Linked DNA regions of Mus musculus: region 1 is linked to region 2. A link is a loop called in an ENCODE intact Hi-C map of the cell type or tissue named here. Cell type or tissue: heart. All regions are shown on one strand. Links, peaks and the distances in the headings refer to the core of each region. The heading gives the core; the rest is flanking DNA.

The links. A loop is a pair of places that touch in the nucleus more often than their neighbours do. Peaks named below come from ENCODE experiments on the same cell type or tissue, not always from the same donor. Only the 100,000 strongest peaks of a DNase experiment are listed, where the experiment ranks them.
Region 1: it touches region 2 in a loop (9-fold over the local background); 4 of 42 quality-filtered maps call a loop at or near these places.

The regions. Positions count from the first base shown.
Region 1 is chr1:191,991,232-192,001,162 of GRCm38, forward strand. It overlaps Traf5 (TNF receptor-associated factor 5), which reads right to left. Exons shown (of 14, transcript NM_011633.2): 13 at 8,567-8,737; 14 at 5,972-6,776. The coding sequence ends at 6,199. Mir3473c (microRNA 3473c) reads right to left here and starts at 7,403; the gene lies at 7,323-7,403. It also overlaps the pseudogene Gm32460. In heart, for the core only: a CTCF peak has its summit at 4,446 (motif pointing right); DNase peaks (open chromatin) are centred at 1,188 and 6,530; H3K27ac peaks cover 802 bases.
Region 2 is chr1:192,088,035-192,097,965 of GRCm38, forward strand. It overlaps Traf5 (TNF receptor-associated factor 5), which reads right to left and starts at 4,565. Exons shown (of 14, transcript NM_011633.2): 1 at 4,222-4,565. In heart, for the core only: CTCF peaks have their summits at 5,079 (motif pointing left), 6,611 (motif pointing left) and 6,812; DNase peaks (open chromatin) are centred at 2,307, 3,317, 4,577, 5,067 and 3 weaker places; H3K4me3 peaks cover 2,112 bases; H3K27ac peaks cover 1,291 bases; H3K27me3 peaks cover 1,438 bases.

The DNA.
Region 1 (9,931 bases), core at 637-8,636, 97 kb before region 2:
TCAAGTAGATGCATCTATCAAGTGCAGCAGTGAGAAGAAAGGCACTATCAAAATAAGGGGCACAGTGACCCAGACAGAGTCACCCTCACTTGTCATTGTGTTCTCAGATAACCCTCCAAGAGCCTCCTGAGCAACAAGCACTTAGCTTCATCTCATTTGGAGGAACACTCAGGTAGCCCCACTCCTGACTCATCTCCCGGTGGACACTGTCTTAGGGTTTCCATTGCTGCGATGAAACACCATGACCAAAATGCAAGTTGGGAGAAGAGGTTTTATTCGGGTTACACTTCCATATTATTGTTCAACGTTGAAGAGAGTCAGAACAGGAACTCAAACAGGGCAGAAACCTGGAGACAGGAGCTGGTGCAGACGCCATGGAGGGGTGTTGCTTACTGTCTTGCTCCCCATGGCTTGCTCAACCTGCTTTCTTATAGAACCCAGGACCACCAGCCTAGGGATGGCACCACTCACAATGGTTGGGCCCTCCCCCATCAATCGCTAATTAAGAAAAACGTGCCTGATCTTATGGAGGCTTTTTCTCACTTGAGGCCCCATCCTTTCAGATAATTCTAGCTTGTGTCAAGTTGACATAAAAGTAGCCAGCGTAGTAAGTGAAATAAACCGTGTTGCCCACCTGCTATGTGTCAGTCATAACTTGTGAGATATAAACTGAAATCAGACACGGACCCTCGCTTAGAACTAGCAATCTTAGCAGTGGTACAGGTACATCAGACTCCTTCCTCTGCCTCTGCTCTGGGAAAACTCTAGGTTGAGATCCACATTCTCACCCTAGAGAATCCACATTCTCATCACATTCTCACTGCATTTGTAAAGTGCTTACTGTGTGTCTGGAAGAGACTTGGGTTTACACCCAAGTTCCTGCACCAAAGGCTCTCACACATGGAGGCAGGAGAAGGGGTGAGGGGGGAGCTGGCTGAGTCCCTGGGTGAGGAGCACAGTGGATGCTTTGTCCTTCTGAGTGGGCACAGTGCATAGAGGGGTGCAGCAGGAGGAGGAGCCCTAGCCCGGCCAGAAGCATGGGCCTGTCAGTTCCTGAGAGGACCCTGAGGTGCTGTGACCTATAAGGCCCAGTCAGAAGTTCTTATGGGCACATCTCCATGACAACAGGCAACTCTGTCCTTGGCAGTGTCACAGCTGGCTGAATCTCCCTACCTCCCCTCACAGCTTTGCTGGGAGGCTCTGTTTTCTTTCTGCATGTGACAGCTTTTGCCCTGTGTTCTGAAGCCTGGGTGCCTGGTGGGGATCTAGCAGGGGTGCCTGGCCCGAGCAGGACCAGAAGCTCAGGAGAGGAAGAGCTTGTGCCCAGAATGTCCTCTTCCTTCCGGTCGGTCTTGTCCAGATCCCATCTCCTCTCCACCTCCCCAGTCAAATTCCAGCCAGGACAGGAAGTGCGTGTTTTGGGACTGCTGTGTTTGTTTCAGCGGAGAAACCATGGCTGGACTTGAGCAGGACAACAGGACAGAACATGATAGAAAACTCAGCCTCTGTGGGCTTGTGAACACTTTCCTCAGGAATATAAACGGTTGTTAACATTTGTTAATATTTAGAAGCCTTTAAAAAATTGTTAGTTTTCGGCGCGGGACTGAGCGCCCTCCGACAGAGCAATCATGTCCCACAAACAAATCTACTATTCGGACATATACGACGACGAGGAGTTCGAGTACCGGCATGTCATGTTGCCCAAGGACATAGCCAAGCTGGTCCCTAAAACCCATCTGATGTCTGAATCTGAATGGAGGAAGCTCGGTGTTCAGCAGAGTCAGGGATGGCTCCACTATATGATCCATGAACCAGAACCTCACTGTTCCGGTGGCCACTGCCCAAGAAGCCAAAGAAATGAAGCCAGCGAACCGCCTTCCGGCCTCGAGCTTTCCACAGCTGTCCTCACTCCCTACCATCTTTCTGATCTTGTGATCATGTCGCTTTCTTATTTCTCACTTTGATATGTAAAGGATACACTGTTTGAATGTGCTGGTATCTGCTTTGCTTCTGGAGTTGAGCCACCAGTGCCACAGCCCTGTCAGATGAGTGTGACCTCAAAGCCCCCGTGTGCTCGGGATCCAGCAGGCCATATTAGTCATTTGGCAGAAGCATGTGAAATCTAGATCATGGCTGTTACAAGGATGGTGTGAATTTGCTGATGTGTTTTTTACTATTGGGTATTATATTTATGATGACTTATGGATTTATGTTTCAATGTATTGGAAACTTTGCATTTTGTCTGACAGATCTCTTCCATGTTACAAGCCTTGATTAAAGAAAGTTTTTTATAATCTTAAAAAAATTGTTAGTTTTCTTTTAACTGTTGACAAAAACTTTTAGCAAGTGTTTTTATTTCAAGGTTAGCACCTTTAGATCTCGCAATGTTGATTTAGTACAACGCACATTACTATTTAAAATGCAGCAGGAGCTAATTTCTAGACACATGTACACATGTGTACTTGTGCATAGAAACATACACACATACACACAGAGAGATGATTATCTAAAAACTGATTTGTCAAATAAACTTTGAAGTAGCATGCATTGTTGGGTACAGGATGAACGCTAACATGGTGAAATTCAGCCATGCTATGGAGGAAGGCACCGGACATGGACACAGGCTGGGCTGAAGATCAGCAGTGGGATGACTGTCCACCATGAGTAAGGGCCTGGGTTCCCTCCCTGACCTCACAATAAAATAAAATAAAATAAAATAAAATAAAAACTAATTCATTTCTCATTACCCGCCTTTGATGGATTGTAGTGTTGTGTCTCTAAATGAGAAGAGAGTGGAAACAGGTTTTCTCTGTGATTCAACTCTTTCTTTTATTCCTATTATTCTTAAAAAAAAAAAAAAAACCTTTTATTGATTTAAGTTTCACCTCACGCACCCAGTCCTGTTCCTCTCTCCTTCCCTCATGTCTACCTTTCTTCCTTGCAACCTCCCCCAACAAAATACACACACACACACACACACACACACACACACACACACAGAGAGACAGAGACAGAGAGAGACAGAGACAGAGAGAGACAGAGAGAGAGACAGAGACAGAGAGAGACAGAGAGAGAGAACAAAGCTAGAAAACATCTCATCGTGGAACTGTAGCGAGTAACAGTGTGTCCCACAGTGTATATCCCTCCTCATCTGCAAATGTTCATTGCAATGAATCACTGGCCTGGTTCGGGGGGGTCTCTGGCTTCTGTGACCCCATCAATATTGGCTCCTCATTAGGATTACTTCTGTTGCTGATCTGTGTCATGGAGATCCTGCAGCTCTGAATCAGTAAGACTGGCCTTTTCAATGTATCCCAGCAATTTGCAGATGATATCTGGGTGGCCCCTGAGCTGGTCAGTGCGCTGACTGGCTCTCCCTTATCTGTACTGCAACACAAGCTCTGAGCACTGCTCTGGCTAGTCCACCCAGTGCTGCCATCGACAGGAGGCAGCCGCAGCTTTCCTGCTCTCATGCCCTTAGGCCTGCTCACCCACACCTACGCCTCCAGAGCTAGCTCCACTGTGCTGCCTGGTCAAGGTGCTGGGCCCAAGATAAGAATATTTTTAGGATGCTTTTTTGCAAGCACATCTTGGAAAACACAACACACGGGTGTGGCTGCATGGGATGGAAAGTGAATTAGAGGCGGTGCTTGTTTGCTTTTCCATCCCAGGACACAGTACCCCAGAACCACAGCTCAGGATGGAGAACTCAGCTCAGCTCACAGCCTCAGAAGCTCCATGCTCTCTCGGCTTCACGGACTTGGGCCTGTGGTGAGGCAGAGTGTTATGGTGGAAGGGCATTTAGATCTGAGAAAGTGGAGGGAGGGGCAGGTGAAGAGGCGAGGGACAAGACATGCCCTTCAAAGGCATAGCCCAGCGACCCACTTCCTCCAGCTGGGTCTCATTACCACCCATAATGCCGTTAGTAATGGATCAATGGAATCGACCACTGATGAAGGGAGATGCCACACATACACACCACACATACACACACACACTATACACACACACACTATACACACACACACACTATACACACACACACACGTATATATACATATATATGTATATATATGTATGTATATACACATACATACAGACAGACATGAAATAGTGAACAAACCACAGAACCCCCCCCAGTCTGGCCTGTGGGCTAGAGACTGGACTCCTAGATTACTCTAAGTACATGGCCATCACTGCTCACCAGCAAAGGTACAGTGTATTTCTATGCTACATCTGCTTTTTCAACTTCCATCCTTTGGGACAAGTCCTGTGGCGTGGCTCTAGAATCTTCACTGATCACAGAAGAGATTAAGAGGATTGTTGGACTCACAGAGGCTAGTCAGGTAAGCAGTTTCTACTTAAAAGCAGTATTTTATTTTGTGTGGCTGGGTGCTTTGCCTGCATGCATGTCTGCAAACATGGATGCAGTACCCACAGAGGCCAGAAGAGGGCACCGAATCCCTTGGAATTTGAGTTACAGGTGGTTGTGAGCCTTCCGAGTGAGTGCTAGAAATTGAAATTGTGTCCTCTGAAAGAGCAGCCGGCAGTCTTGACTGCTGAATCATCTCTTGAGCCCCATGTTTTACTTTTAAGATTCATTTATGGTTGTCTATCTGTGAGCATCTATGTGAAGGTGTGTGCAGATGCCCACAGAGGCCAGAGAGAGGACATCAGATGTCGGAGCTGGAGTGCCACCTGACATGGGCACTGTGAACTGAATTCAGATTCTCTGGAAGAGCGGCAAGCACCCTTAGCCACTGAGCCATCTCTGCAGCCCAGGTTCTGTCTCTTACACAGGTTAAGCGCCATCTACAAGAGCATAGCCTCCCCTGTGCCTCTAACGTGACCCTTGTCCCAGGACACTTGTCCTTCCGTGCTTAGGAGCCAATGTTACATGAGCAGTGGAGGATGGCACGGATCCCATTTTCAGTCAGGGCAGGAGGGCAGATCAGTCTGAGGCTTACTGAGCTGAAGGGACAGACAGACCCAAAAGACCAGCGGGTCTCAACCTTCCCAAGGCTGTGACCCTTTAACGCAGCCCCTCATGTTGTGGTGACCCCTAACCATAAGATAATTTTTGTTGCTACTTCATAACTGTAATTCTGCTACTGTTATGAATGGTAATGCAAATATCTGTGATTTCTGATGGTCTCAGGCAACCCCCGAGAAAGGATCATTTGACCCCCAAAGGGGTCGTAACTCACAGGTTGAGAACCACTGCAAAGACAGATCTACAAGAACCCGGTCATTTCTGCTCTCAGAGCACTCAAAATGTTGACAGGAAACTCCGCAAGTTTCTACAAATGCTCATTTTTTGGTCAGCATATGAATTTAAAAGTTCTTCCAGAAGAACAGAAGGGTTCAGACAGCTGCTATCCATGGTGAACAGGTTCCCCTTTTGTCCTTTTCTCATATTTTTCTCTGTCATAACAAATTTGCTCATCCTCACACCCACTGCCATGCAAAGGTCACCTGGCTGAGTTGTGTGAACTGGTATAGTTGACAATTTTACCTAAGAAAATACTTCTCACCTGGTCAAACCTAATGAACTCTGAACTTTCGGTTCACTAAACATCCACTCCTTGGCACCCATTGTGTTAGTGGAGAAGGACGAAGAGCCGACCCATTTCCTAGCTGTTATACAACTTGGCAAACTGTGCTTACATGCAGCTAGTGGATCCTGTATAAAACACAAAAGGGCGATGCGATTTCCAAGCGGTTGGCATCTCCCTGAAGATCTGTGGTCCAAATGCAGCATATGTAGCTACACTGCCCACACTTGACTGGCACAGCCTGCCTGTCTCTTACAAGATGGCTGCTGCAGGCCTAGGCTCAGGTGTGGAAGCACTGAGTCAGCTGATAAATGACAACGAGTGTCAGTGGGAATTCTGCCCCTGTATCAGTCCCGTTGAGCACTGGACTCCCTGAAAACACTTCCCAGACTTCAGTGAGAGAGAGGAGCCCCAGGCCTTGTTGTCAAATTATTATAATTTTTTGGAAGATACAAAAATATAAATAACAGCAATATTTCAAGAGTTTAAAGTTTCAAACCAGGGAAGGATCCAAGATAAAAAGATGACACATCAGACATCGGAGGCAGGAAGACAAGAACAAGAGCCTGCTCAGTCCAGAGGGCTGCGCCCAAGGGACAGCCACACCTTTTCCTGTGCTGAGAAGTTTCCTTATCAGGTAACACTACAGATCCTCCAAGTCAGTTAAATCCACGGCCACTTTCAAGAACAGTGTGTCGTCTTTAATGTAGGTGTTCTTGGAGTTCTCCAGAGTAGAGTGCGACACAAAGCGGGGACAGCCAGAGGCAATGTTCATCTCGCCATCTGGCCTTTTGAAGCTGCTGCTGTTGGGGTCAGCTTTGAAGGTCTCCACAATATGGTTCTTCTTGCCGCTCTGGTCCAAAAGCATCAGGGTCACCCTCTGCCTGAACGGCCACTGCAGCAGCGAGTCAAACTCACCGCGCATCACCACAAAGTACAGGGACAGGTGCGTTCCCTTCCCCGACCCGTCCCCGTTCAGGTACGCCCTGGCACAGAGCCGGTAGCCGCAGCGGCTGGTGTAGAAAGGCTGGCTGAAGACGGACACTGTGTGCCCCTCCACGGCCTCCCTCTTCTTCACCCTGTAATCTGTCACCTTCCAGATGAGCTTGCCACTGTAGCAGGCGCCCTCCAGCTGCTTAAACCGCTCTTCGTTCTTATTCAGCTGTGCTTTGTGGATATTAATGTGTGCGTCGTGCTTGCTGGTCTCCCCCTCTAAAAGAACTGGAAGGAAACACAGGACAGGAGGCTGCAGCTCGGGCCTGTCATCTGAGCACTACCTGTGAACTACTACATGCATTGCTAACATTAACTCAATCGTGGTAAGCTGACGCCAAGCAGACATGGATGTATCCTCCCTCTTCACTCTCAGCTTGCCTGAGTATAAGACACATTGGACATTCACCTCGAGTGAATTCTCATGCTGAGCCTTGTGCCCGTCTAACTGTGTGTGTTTGTGTGTGTGTGCATGCATGCACACGAGTGTGCTTGTGATGTAAGTGTCTGTGCATACTTGCATGTGTTTGGCTGTGAGGTGCTTGTGGCATACAGAGGCCAGAGGTTGATACTGAGTGTCTTCCCCAGTAGTATTTCAGTCTTTTGATGTAGTTCTCTCACTGAATTAAACCCTGATATTCTGGCTAGCTTGTCCTGGAGATCCTGTGTCAGCCTCCAGAGTGCTAGGACCACAGGTAGCCCTCCAGTCCACTCAGCAATCACATGGCTACAAGGATCCAAATTCTAGGTCATGTGTGCAGCAAGTGTGTTATCTACTGAGCCATCTCCCCAACTCCTATAATGAATTTTACATTTAAAAGACTTATTATGGGGGCTGGAGAGATGGCTCAGCAGTTAAGAGCACTGACTGCTCTTCTAGAGGCCCTGAGTTCAAATCCCAGGAACCACATGGTGGCTCACAACCATCTGTAATCAGATCTGATTCCCTCTTCTGGTGTGTCTGAAGAGAGCAACAGTGTACTCACATACATAAAACAAATAAATAAATATCTTTATAAAGTCTTATTATTATTGTTATTGTTGTTACTGTTGGTGGTGCGTGCGTGCGTGCGTGCGTGCGTGCGTGCGTGTGTGTGTGTGTGTGTGTGTGTGTGTAAGTGAAGGCATGTACACCATAGTATACATGTGAAGGTCATAGAACAACTTTCAATAGTTGGTTCTTTCTCTCCACTGTGTGGGTTCCAGAGATCAAACTCTGGGTGTTATAGTTTCAATGAGTTGTGTGTCCTAAGTCCTAAGCATTGGAATACTTGGTCCCCAGTTGGTGGGTTGTTTGGGGAGGATTAGGAGGTGTGGTCTTATTGGAGGAGGTGTGGTCTTGTTGGAGGTGTGGTCTTGTTGGAGGAGGTGTGGTCTTGCTGGAGGAGGTGTGGTCTTGTTGGAGGAGGTGTGGTCTTGTTGGAGGAAGTGTGGTCTAGTTGGAGGAGGTGTGGTCTTGTTGGAGGAGGTGTGTCACTGGGCTTGGGGTTTCAGCAGCTGCTCCAGTGCCATGCCTGCCTGCCTGCTGTTTCTCTATGAGATGGTGGTAAATTCTTATTTCTCTGCAATCATAAGCCCAAATAACACTTCCTCCTACAAGTTACCTTGGTCATGGTGCTTTGTCACAGCAACAGAGAAGCCACTGATACACTGGTCATCTCGATTGCATAGCAAATCACCTGCTAAGCAATCTCACTGGCCCCAGTGCACCAAAGCCTAAGACACCCATCACCTCTCTCCCTTGTTCTTAATGATTACCACTCCCAGCTCTTGGGACTGCCTGGGCCATTTCAGTCTCGTCTGACTCCACACACATGGTGGAGACCCTCATTTTCTGAGGCAGCTAGAATCTCATGCTGCTTCACAAACAGGATTCAGCCACTGGGCAACCCAGAAAGCTGGTTGTGACTTGTTAGCTTCTACCACAAATGCACACAGACAGGGAAGCCATGAGAGGGAACCCGACTGCTTCATACACACACACACACACACACACACACACACACACACACACGTACCTAATCTCTGGTCACTGGCTTCCAGCTGGGTGATCCTCTGTTTCACGCTGTCAACCGCATCCACCAAAGACCTCAGATCAAGTCGACTTGGCTGCTGGTTAACTATTTGTAGCAGCTGCCGCACCTGCGCTTCCAGCCAAGCTGACTTGTCCGTGTGACTGGTGAGAGCCTTGCGGTACAAAAAAGAGAATATGTCTTGGAAACGAGACATCGGATTTGTAGCGTGTTGACTGAATTTTAACACAAACATTTCACATAGAATGATCCACTCATGAAATGGAAGTGGCAGTGTCCAGAGAGGGGGTTCAGTGGACATGGCAGAGTCAGCAGCTGCCATCTTCTTCTTCCTTTCCAGGCTGGACTCCTCTGGTGAATTTCTGAGCTTTCCCCGATGTGTCTAAAGTCTCCCCTCCATGTATTCACATGCACTTTGTGGCCCTCTTGCCTTAGCCTTGCTTCCCTCAGAAGAAAGTTTCCTTTCTGTAAGGAGGTCAAGATTGGGCAGGAGCAGGCAGAGCCTACACACTCTATGGATCTTTCACATGGAGGATATTAATCTGTCTGCCTTGCCCATATAGTCTTAATTCCACCCTATTGCTCTCTGTTTAGGAAAATGTCAGAACTAATAGTGTGATAGGTTCCTTTTTTTTTCCTAGACATACTAACACATACATATACATATGTGCACACACATCTGCACATACGTGCCCAGCACATGTAGAACAGGTGCATACATGTATGTATATATGTATATGCTGTGGTGAAGAAGAATAAAGCTTCTATGGCCTAGATTTCCTGGAACAATACACATTTCAAACACATTGCCCATGTTATATGTCTTTAAATCACTACAAATCTGGTCATGAGAGAACTTTTATTTGTTAGGGGTCCATTTGTGGTTAGTTAACATTCAGGATTCATCGAGTGATGTTTAAGGCATGCCCTTCCCAAAGGGAATTAATGATTTTACACACATACCATGGAAGTATGGTATAAACGTTGCATTTACCAGCATGGGTATAGATATACTCATGTACGAGACAGTGTTACTGTCAGCTGCAGAGGGCCACACACATGCGGTATTCTCTCTGGTGGTCCTTGGCCACACCCAGAAGAGACAAGGGTGCCAGAAACAGAGCAAATGGGACGAAGTGCTGAATGGGATGTGGGAGAGCTGCACTGGTGCCCCTGGCATCACCCACGTCTGGTGGCTTTTCTATGCATTTGAAATGGTTTTCATGTTAAAAGCTAAGAAGAAAACCCCTTGCTGCTCACTAAAAGCTGATCATAGCTTTGAATGGAAAAAGCCATATCTCACCCGGATGTTCTTTCTTTTCTTTAAAAGATTTATAGTTAGGCTCATTC
Region 2 (9,931 bases), core at 1,222-9,221:
TCTGCTTGTTGACCCCACTCACTCTCCCCTCTCCTCCAGCGCTAAGCCACCCATCTGAATAAGGAAAAAGGAGACTTTCCTGGTGACTTGAAACCTCTGGTTTACTTCTCCATTCTGCTTAATTTCCCTCTGCTCCCCACTGTGCTGGCCTTCTACCAAATGCTATTTGTTCTCAACGCTTCAGTCTGAGTCTCCCCAAGGACCCAGAGTCCTGGCCCCAAGTCTTGAGTCTTTGAAGTTGCCTGGGACTCACTCTAGCTAACGCCCAGTGTTACTGTCCCAACCCACTCACCCCTGTCCCTGAGGTCTCTGGCCTAGACAGAGAAGCAACGGCATAGGATGACATGGTTTCTGGTCTACCCTGGCACATGGAAGCTCATCTGCCAGTCTGTGTCTGTTTTTACTTAAACCTGAATGCCTTTAGGTCAGGAATGCATTCCTCAAGGCCCCAGAGGTCTCCCAGCTCTAGCCTTGTTAAACACACAGTCTCCCTGAGTTCTCAGGTACGGGCTTGGTGCGGATATTGGCTCATCTTACCTGTCTAGCCACCCCAGGCGGGAGATAGCACCACCTCTTTGAGCCAGTCAGGACCACAGATGCTCATGAGAATTAGGCAACTTGCCTTAATCACATATCACACCCAGAAAGTCAAAACTCCATATGTGATTGCTTCTTATGCTAGGGTACCAAGTGCCCTCAATACCAGCACTTAGCGGGTTGAAGCAGGAAGGTTACCGTTAAGTTATGGGCCAGCCTGGGCTACATTGTGAGTTCAAGGGCAGCCCGAACTATGTAGTGAGATTTTTGTCTCAAAAATAAAAGAATGAAATCCAGATTTGAATCCAAGCTCATCAGGTCACGCAGCCCACATTCTTACACTCTGACACAGTGAAAGAAATGGGTGTTAACCAGGCTAAGTCTTAAGAAGACCCTCTGCAGCAGTGTGGAAAGAAAAAAACCAAGACAGTCAAACCTGGACCTGAAGAGAGTAAATGAGTGCTTCAGGCTGTCCAGGAAAGAGACTCCGAGCCTAGTTAGGAGCTGACAAGAACAGGGAGACAGCAGTGGACTTTGCAATAGCTGGGAGAACTGGGAGGCTGGAGTGGCTGATGTGAGTGACAAGGGTGTCCTGGGAGCTCTTGAGATACCACAGCCAATCAAGGTGGCTAATATTACAGAAGCCAAGTGTCTTTCCTTTAGAATGTAGTTTAAGCCTTAGAGTGAAAGAACTCCAGGACAGGAGTCTAGGGTCAAAACTGGCGTCCAGACGCAGCCACATTGGCACCTCCAAGGCAGGAGGAGGATGGGAGGAATTAGGCCACACTGGGGAACGCCAGTGGGGACAGGACAGGGTCCAAGGAGGTGGCTGATGGACAGGCTAGAGGACAGCTGCATGGCGCCTGCTGGCTGGCGACAGAGGATTGTCAGACCTCAGGAGCCCTGTTAAGCCTCAGAGCAGCACAGCAGGTGCAGGGAACCCAGTGAGGCAGAAGCCCAAAGTGCAGAAATCTCTTTCCAGAGGCTTCTAGGGAACCTGGGAGAAACTCTGGGAAACACAGGGCTTCCCAGGTCAGGGTTAGGGTTAGGTCAATGGCAGAGTGCAGACAGCTGAGACCAAGGAGCAGGGGAGGAGCAGGGGGAGCACCTCAGGAAGAAGACACACAGTAGGTTGTTCATGGGGGTGGAGGTTTCTGACTGGGTTGGGAGGAGTGCAGCTTGGCCTTAAGGGAAGAAAAGGCTGTGGGGAGATTCCAGAGGTGTTTTGGATTGCTGAGGAGAGACACTGACTTGGACCAGGCTGCTGAAATGAGAGTTGCTCTCTGGGCTGTCCCTGACGTGGAGGACCAACCTGCACATCTGGGTACAGGGCACAGCAGCACACGTGCACACTGCATTTGCTAGAGCATCACAGCCAGCTGCCTGCAGATACTAATATGCAAAATATGCTGGGGACTAGAGTTTCTGTCAGGACTAACGAGTATTTTCACTTTTATTTCGAGGTCTGCTACTATTCCACTTCCTCATAAGACAGGGCTTGCCAGAGACCACACATAGGAATTCCTTAAGTACTTTTATCTCAGCAAAGCAATACACCAATGCTGGCCCAATCCTTGGGTGGTGGCAGCAGGTGCCCAGCCCTTGGCATTTTGTTTCTGTCTTATAGAGTGATTCACCTTTCCCTGTCTCTCATGCTGGTAGATATTACACCTGTCACCCCTCCCATTCTGACCAGTCTCTTCAGGAGCACTAGCTCCTGCCCAGAAGAACCCTGGAAGAGCTGCAACCCAGGTGGAGAAAGCACTTAGAGACTGCATCTGTTCCGGTGTCCTCTTCTTCTGGTTTGTTAAGTCTTTAAAACTTCGGCCAGGGGCCAACTCCTCACTGGTTCTCACATCTGTCCAGAGAGTCTTGGCTTCCTCTACTCAACATATACTGGAAAGAACATAGGAGTTGCCTCAGAAGGCTCAGGCTTGGCTGCTGCCCATTCCCTGCTATGAGGTTTTCTGAGTTCTAGCTTGAAATCATGTGGGACCTCTCCCTTCTCTCTGGGAAAGAGAAGCTAGTGTAATGTGATAGGTTATTTATAACCTGCATCTTAATCTGATTCCTGGGATCTAATCAACTCTTACTAACACCCGCCCTCAGTAACTGGGAGGCACACCCCAAATAAACGGAGTGCAGTTCAGCCAACATCTTTTTAGGCTAACCAATGCCAGATTCCAGGCTACCACAAAATCAGACACAGATCCTTCCCCAGTCACTTGGCTGGCTGCGTGGACAGTGTGGCATTGGTTCATACAACGTCAGGGGCAGTTTCCAGCAGAACTTTACCCACATTGCTGGAACAGATGCTCCAGGCACTTAGGGGAATCTGGGTCCTTTTGCTGACCCCTCAGACTAAAGGGGAGGTAGGCAGTTGTGGCTCTCTGAGGAACCAAGCTGACAGTCCTGAAGCAGAAACCTCAGAGTCCCCCGCCTGGCCCAGCAGCAGAGCTCAGGACTGAGTTGACACTAGGTGCTTCCCCTCGACATCTGGGGGATGTGCAAAGCTACCCTGACTCACAAGGGTGTCGTGGGGGACAAAATGAGAGCACATGACATTGAGTGAGGAGCAAATGGACCATAAGGGGCAGCTTCACGTTTAGTGGCTCTTTTTTCTTCAAGGCCCCCCTCAGGAAAGTGGGGATTGTAACTACATAAGGCTGTTTCTCCCCCTAGTCTAACAGGACTGACTCAGAGGCTTTGGCTCCCCAACTTTGCAAGTCACCCTGAGATACCCCAAAAAGGAAAGCTCTTACTCCCAGTGGCTGGGCCCCTATGTCATCCACCCACATCCAGTGGGTTCTCCACTGACGTCGGCCATCCTTGTCCCACACCACCGGCCTTAGCCAGGGACCCTGAGAACGTCACCCTTCTCTGTTGTGGCCCCTTTCCACAGCTAGCCCTACAAGAGACCAGGGAGACTACAGTCCAGAGTCTGGAGACAACCCATTTCCTGAACTCACTACCTTTCCCACCTTCATCTCCCATCCATCTTTCCATCTGTAATTTCTGCCTTTTCTGTTTAAATCAGTTGTCCAAGGTGTCAGGTTTTTATCCAGACTCTCAGTTATGTTAGGATCTCTGGATTGGGGAGGACTCGTTAACCCAGACGTTTGCTGTCTAAAATTATCTCTCACACACCCAGGAAGTTCTATTCTCAGAAATGCTTTAACCAATTTCTTTGCATTTTAAGTATTCCCTAAGACTTTTAAAAAATGTGTATATTCCTGGAAAAGGGAACCGTCCTCTTTGGCCCTAATCTAGTTTTCACACAGCACCTATGCCCGATGTTTATTGCAACAAGCTGGATGCCTTTTTTCACAGGCCATGGAGAGGATTGGGGAGAAGGGAGTCTCTCCTCATTTTACAGACCTTAGCCCACAACTGGACTCCGACGAGCCCCGCGCCTGCCGCAGCGAGATAAACAGAGTTCTCACGAAAGTAAAATAGCCAAATATGGAAAGTCAGCAGACAGAGTGGAGAGGCTGAGGAAGAAAGAAGCCAACCAGAATGGCCCAGAGGGATCCGCAACAAAAGTCCTCAGAACTGTCCTCAGAACTGTAACACCTCACAGTTGGGTGGCAAGGGGGTCAAGCAGTGGTGTGAGGACTGTCTCCGTCCAACCTGCGGTGGGTGCTCACCTCTAGGCGCCCGGGTCTGCTGAAATCTGGAACTCACCTTCTGCAGAGTCGGGTTCTGTTTCCAATCGAGCACGCGCTATAGCACCGGCGCAGGCTCGAGACCCTGGCATTAAGCTCACGTTAACGGGCTGTGCTCACAAGTCTTGCAAAAGTGCCCTCGGCCGGGCGCGGGTGTCCCGCGTCGCCTCAGTTCGCCCGCTACCACACACGCCTCCGGCTCACCACCCTGAGTTGCTTTCGGTTTCTGAGGAGCCGGGACGGTTAGCTCACCCGGACTTCGCCACTTGCGGGGCTCGCGGAGCTCCGCTGGCGCCCTACGGCGGCGGGCACTAGGCTGCTTCGCCTCAGCAGCGGGTTAGGCCAGCTCCAGCGGCGGGCTCCGGGAGGGGCGGGGCTGACGATGGGGGTGTGGTCAGGGTGCCCAAGAGGCAGGGCTGAAGGTGGAGGCGTGGTTATGTCTCCCGAGAGGCAGGGCCGAGGATGGGGGCGTGGTCATGGCGCCCAAGCGGCGGGGCGTGAGGCTTCTGACAGCGGCCAGAAACTCACCTGAGCTGGGCGAAGTATCCCTCTAGATGCTGGGAATCACCCAGACCCTAGAAGCCTAGGCTTCTCTTTCTAGAAACATTAGTATCTTGTGCGCCTTTGAATTGTATATATTTTGCTCTTCAATCAGCCTCCCTCCGACCCCCCAAACCTATTTATTCTTTGAGTAGACACGTTTGCTCAAGATCAGAGATCTGGCTCAAATCACTTCTTCCCTGAACTTGCTGCAGTCCAGTACAAATCTGCCAGTCCTCGTTCTGCTGTTAGCGTAACGTTGACAGTCTCTCTGATGTTCTGTTGTCAAAAGCGTCCCAGTTAGTTCTCCTGGTCTTCAGAGCCACCTGGTGGAGGGTGCCTGAACTATGAGCGTTCTATCTGCGGTCTAGAGAGAACTGAGTGGACCTACCCAAGGCTAGAGCTTGAATTCTTGCCTCCCAAATCCTAGCACAGAGTTGTTACAGTGTATTCGCTCTACAGGTCCACAGTAATTGCAGCCTGTATGAACGAAGTGAACTAGCATCTCAAATCTAACCTCTTCCAAGTCAGACAAACGCGGGAAATACTTAGCTGTCTTGAGCATCAAATGTTCATCACGGAGAGAAGAGAGTACTAGGGCCCTTGCAGTGGACACAGGTATGCATTGGAGCTGGGCAACAGCTGGGAGCGGATGTGGGATCTGGTGGAATAGTCAACAGGATCCCAACACCCAGGTGCAACTCTTTGGTTATCGAGATTAAACCCTCCCGTGGGCATGCTTTGGCCCTCTGGACCAGATTACTCTTGTGAGAACTGAAAGAGACTGAGCCTAAGTCCTCTCCTTCCCTAACCCTCCCAACAATACATCTATTTACCTTACTTTCCACCTTCTTTCACATGACTGCAAGGTGACAGGACCCTATGGATTTAGACACCATAGGAAACAGGCAATATAGACTGGAAAGACCATGTCTGAAATGACTAATGTAGCTATGGTTCTGAAAGAAGCAATCTGTTCTAAATATGAGACCCAAGGTCTTGGTATGATGAAGTCCAAAACTGGGATAGGATAAGTTCTTATTGTGTTCCAAATGGTGGCCACCGGACTCACAGACAGAAGTCTAAATGAGAATAGATAGGACTTTTTTGGTGGGATTGGAGAAGTGTGGTCTCGTACATTTAAATTTTTTTAATTATTTTTTATTTTGCTTGCTTGCATGTCTGTGTACCACGTGTATTCCTGGTGTTTGTGGAGACCAGAAGAGAGACCTGGAGTCACAGACAGTTATTAAGCTTCACATAAATGTTGGGAGTTGAACTCAAGTCCTCTGGAAGAGTAGCCAGTGCTCTTAGTGTTAATATCAGAGTAGTCAGAAGTGAAGGATATGTTCCCAGCTTGTGGTGTTGATCCCAGAGTCAGTCTCTTGTAGCCTAGGCTGGTTCACATTTGCTATGCAGCTGAGGCTCATTCAAACTACTAGCCTTCTTCCCCCATCTCCTGAACACTGTGATTACAGGCGTACACCGTCACATCCAATTTTCTACGTAATCATGTTTTATTTTTCTCATGTACCTTCAAGAAAGTTTATGTTTTGTTTTGCTTTGTTTTGAGACAAGAGAAGATGTCTCTGCAGGTGTCAAATCAGGCATGAAGACAGGGCCAGATTTGAGCATTATTTCAATATTTTGAAAGTATTCATTATTTCCATATACTATTTAATAGTAAACTGATTTACTAGTCCTTAAACTAGAGTCACTTATAAAGAGAAGGATGGCATGATACACAAACTCTTTCTTCAGAAGGAAAGGGCAAATATATGATTCTTCAGGACACTCTACCTACCACCAGTGGTTTAACTGGTTGGTGTGACTGGGCAGTCTGATGAAGAGGGAAGGCTGCCACCTGTTGGTCGAATGCATTATTTCCCTCAGTTTATACAACAAGACTGATGAAGTCATGTGTTAGTTGAGGACAAAAAGCATAATTCCAGGGCAGGTAGGCAGAAGCTGGACAGGGCAAAGGCTGTCCCAGGGCCTGCAGACGCCATTAAGATGAACAAATGTGCTGTGGTGATGGGGAAAGACGGAAGAGCAGAGCACTGTGCGCTATGAGGAGAGGCAGAGCTAGAGCCGAGAAGAGGGAGAGGCTGAGAGAGAGGGCTGAGGTGGATAGTGGGGTCGGTGGGATGATGTGCAGCACCTCACAGCGTAGACAGATGCTGATCCCCCAGCTCCAAACACACTATCAGGCCACGGGATTGTCCTAGCTCTGGGAAATGGCAGAGGCCCAAGATGGGGAACGGTTCACTCTCTGGATTGGACCTCTATGGAGGCACCACCATGGCTCATGGTCCCATGAAGGCTATGTGTGGTCCTGATGCGGTGGGGTCGAGTCGATGTCCGTGGCCCATATTACCACCAAATACCATGCATATATCTGCAGTCTATGCTCTGGTCTGAAGCCATGTTGGTGGGCTGTGCTGCCAACAGAGGCCATACTGATCTGAGTGGCCTTTGCTGCCACCAGAGGCCACAGTGATATCTGAACCCATGCTGCCTTCAAGGGCTTTGTCTGGGTCCATGATCTTGGTGCAGCAGGTGGCCATGTTCATGGTCTTGGCTGTTTCCAGAAACCACGAGGAAGGCCATGATCTGAGCTCCAGCTGACTGTAAAGATCAAGGAAGCTACTTTGGCAGTGATGATGACTGCAGATGCAGTTGAGAAAGAGGGGCATGGAAGCCCATACTATCACCTAATGGTAGATGATACCACCACCCCAACCCCCCATGTAACAGCCTAAAAAGGAAGCCACCAAAGAGAACTCTTCTTTTTGAAAAAAGATTGATTTATTTTTTTTTTATGAGTACACTGTAGCTGCCTTCAGACACACCAGAAGAGGGAATTAGATTCCATTACAGATGGTTGTGGGCCACCATGCGGTTGCTGGGAATTGAACTCAGGACCTCTGGAAGAGCAGTCCGTACTCCTAACCACCGAGGCATTTCTCCAGCCGAAGAGAACTCTTAAAACCTGTGATAAACTGAGGTGCAGCTCTCTACCTTTGATGCCTTGGTGAGTGTACAGTGGAGAAGAACCCAGCTTTCCTTAGGGGTCTGCCCACTGGATGTCTGATCATGCTCTAGTGAGTATGTAGACAACACAAATGCATTTTTTTTTAAATTGGGGTGTAATCACAAGGGCTGTGGGGAAGACATGGAAGAACGGGGAAGTGAGTATGATCTGGATGGATGATATAAATATCCCAAAGAATCAATATAAACATTTTTGTGAAAAAAAATACATACTATCACCTAATGGTAGATGTAGTCAGACAAGGAGAAAACATCTCTTTGGGCTTCAAATTGCACATTTAACCTCCTTGGGCTTGAAGCTGCATGATTAACTTCCATTGTAGGCTACAGTGGAAAGCCTGCTCATCAGGTGGCTCGTGTAAAGGATGGCAAGCAGCAATCCCCAGCAGAAAGCAAGCCTCTGATTGTGGTGTGCATAGAAGACTTGCTGGCTTACCAAGTGTGTTGCACCAACACCTGTGAGTTATCTTCCTGACTAGCAAGAGATGATCATTCCCATTCCATCAAAGAACCCTGCCCTCAGCTCTGCCTTTTGGTGGGCTGATTACAACAAAAAGACAGGCAGAGGACAGATCTCCCCAAACTGATAAAATTTGTTTTTAAAGATACTCTTAAACCCGGCAGTGTTACATGCCTTTAATCCCAGCACTCGGGAGGCAGAGGTAGGCGGATTTCTGAGTTCGAGGCTAGCCTGGTCTACAGAGTGAGTTCCAGGGCTACACAGAGAAACCCTGTCTCGAAAAAAAACCAAGTGAACAAACAAACACTCTGGAGAGATGGTTAAGTGCACTGATTGCTTTTTCTATTCTTTTTGTTTTTAAAGATTTATTTTTAAGATTTTTAAAATTTAATTTACAAAGGTTCACTATAGCTGTCTTCAGACACAACAGAAGAGGGCATTGGATCCCATCACAGATGGTTGTGAGCCACCATGTGGTTGCTGGGGATTGAACTCAGGACCTTTGGAAGAGCAGTCAGTCCTCTTAACCACTGTGCCATCTCTCCAACCCTACTGGTTGCTTTTTTTTTTTTTTTTTTTTCTCGAGACAGGGTTTCTCTGTGTAGCTCTGGCTGTCCTGGAACTCACTTTGTAGACCAGGCTGGCCTCGAACTCAGAAATCCGCCTGCCTCTGCCTCCCGAGTGCTGGGATTAAAGGCGTGTGCCACCACGCCTGGCTTGGTTGCTTTTTTTAAAAAGGACTCAGGTTCAATTCCCAGCACCCACAAGGCAGCTTTCCACTGTGTATAGCTCCAATTGCAGGGGAACTGATGCTCTTTTGGGGGCTGCCAGCACTGCATTCACTAGTGAAGCAGTTCCTAGCAGCAGGCAATATCCATATACATAGACTGCATTCTCTAAGCCTATGTGCACAGTAGCTGCAATTCTAGCTTAGAAACCTAAGACATGCACATGTCTCTTGTTCTGCCTTGCTACGAGCTGATACGGGAAGTGGTCCCGTCCTCTTGAGTTTGTTGCAGAGCACGTTTGACTCCGCATGCCTGTTCTTTTCACACTTCTTGTGTCTGGTGTCTGTGTGAGGAAGCACTTTAGTTAGGGGTCTTATTGTTCTGAATCTAGACCTGCTGTTATTTTACACCTGGGGAAATGTGGATACCCCTGAAGACAGCTCTTCAGTCTCATATCTCCTATGGTGGGAAATGTAAGCAAAATGGACTGTCTTTTCCATCAGAGGGTTAAATTCGATAAAATTCTATTAAAGAATTGTAAGGAAGCCTCTTGGCAGAAATTCAAGTCCCCTCAGGGTCAGGACCTCATGAAATCACAATACGTTTTCAGGGTTGCCCCCTCTTCTCAACAGTGAGTCAGCCCCACACTTGGGGGCCAACTGACCATGGAGTCAGGCACAAGGTTGCTGAATTTGAAGGACTGAACAGGGACCCTGCTAGCTGCACTTGCCTGCTTAGTTTGAAATAATACACACACACACACACACACACACATATATATATATATATATATATGCCTTGCTGTCATGACATACTTTGGATTGTGTAGTCGTTTTCCTGGGGTCTTGGGCCCATTTCTAACAGCACCCCACCATTGTCCTTAAAAACCTTGCTCACCCAAATTCCTGCCAGAGTTCTAAGATGTCACACCTGGAAAACCCACCCTC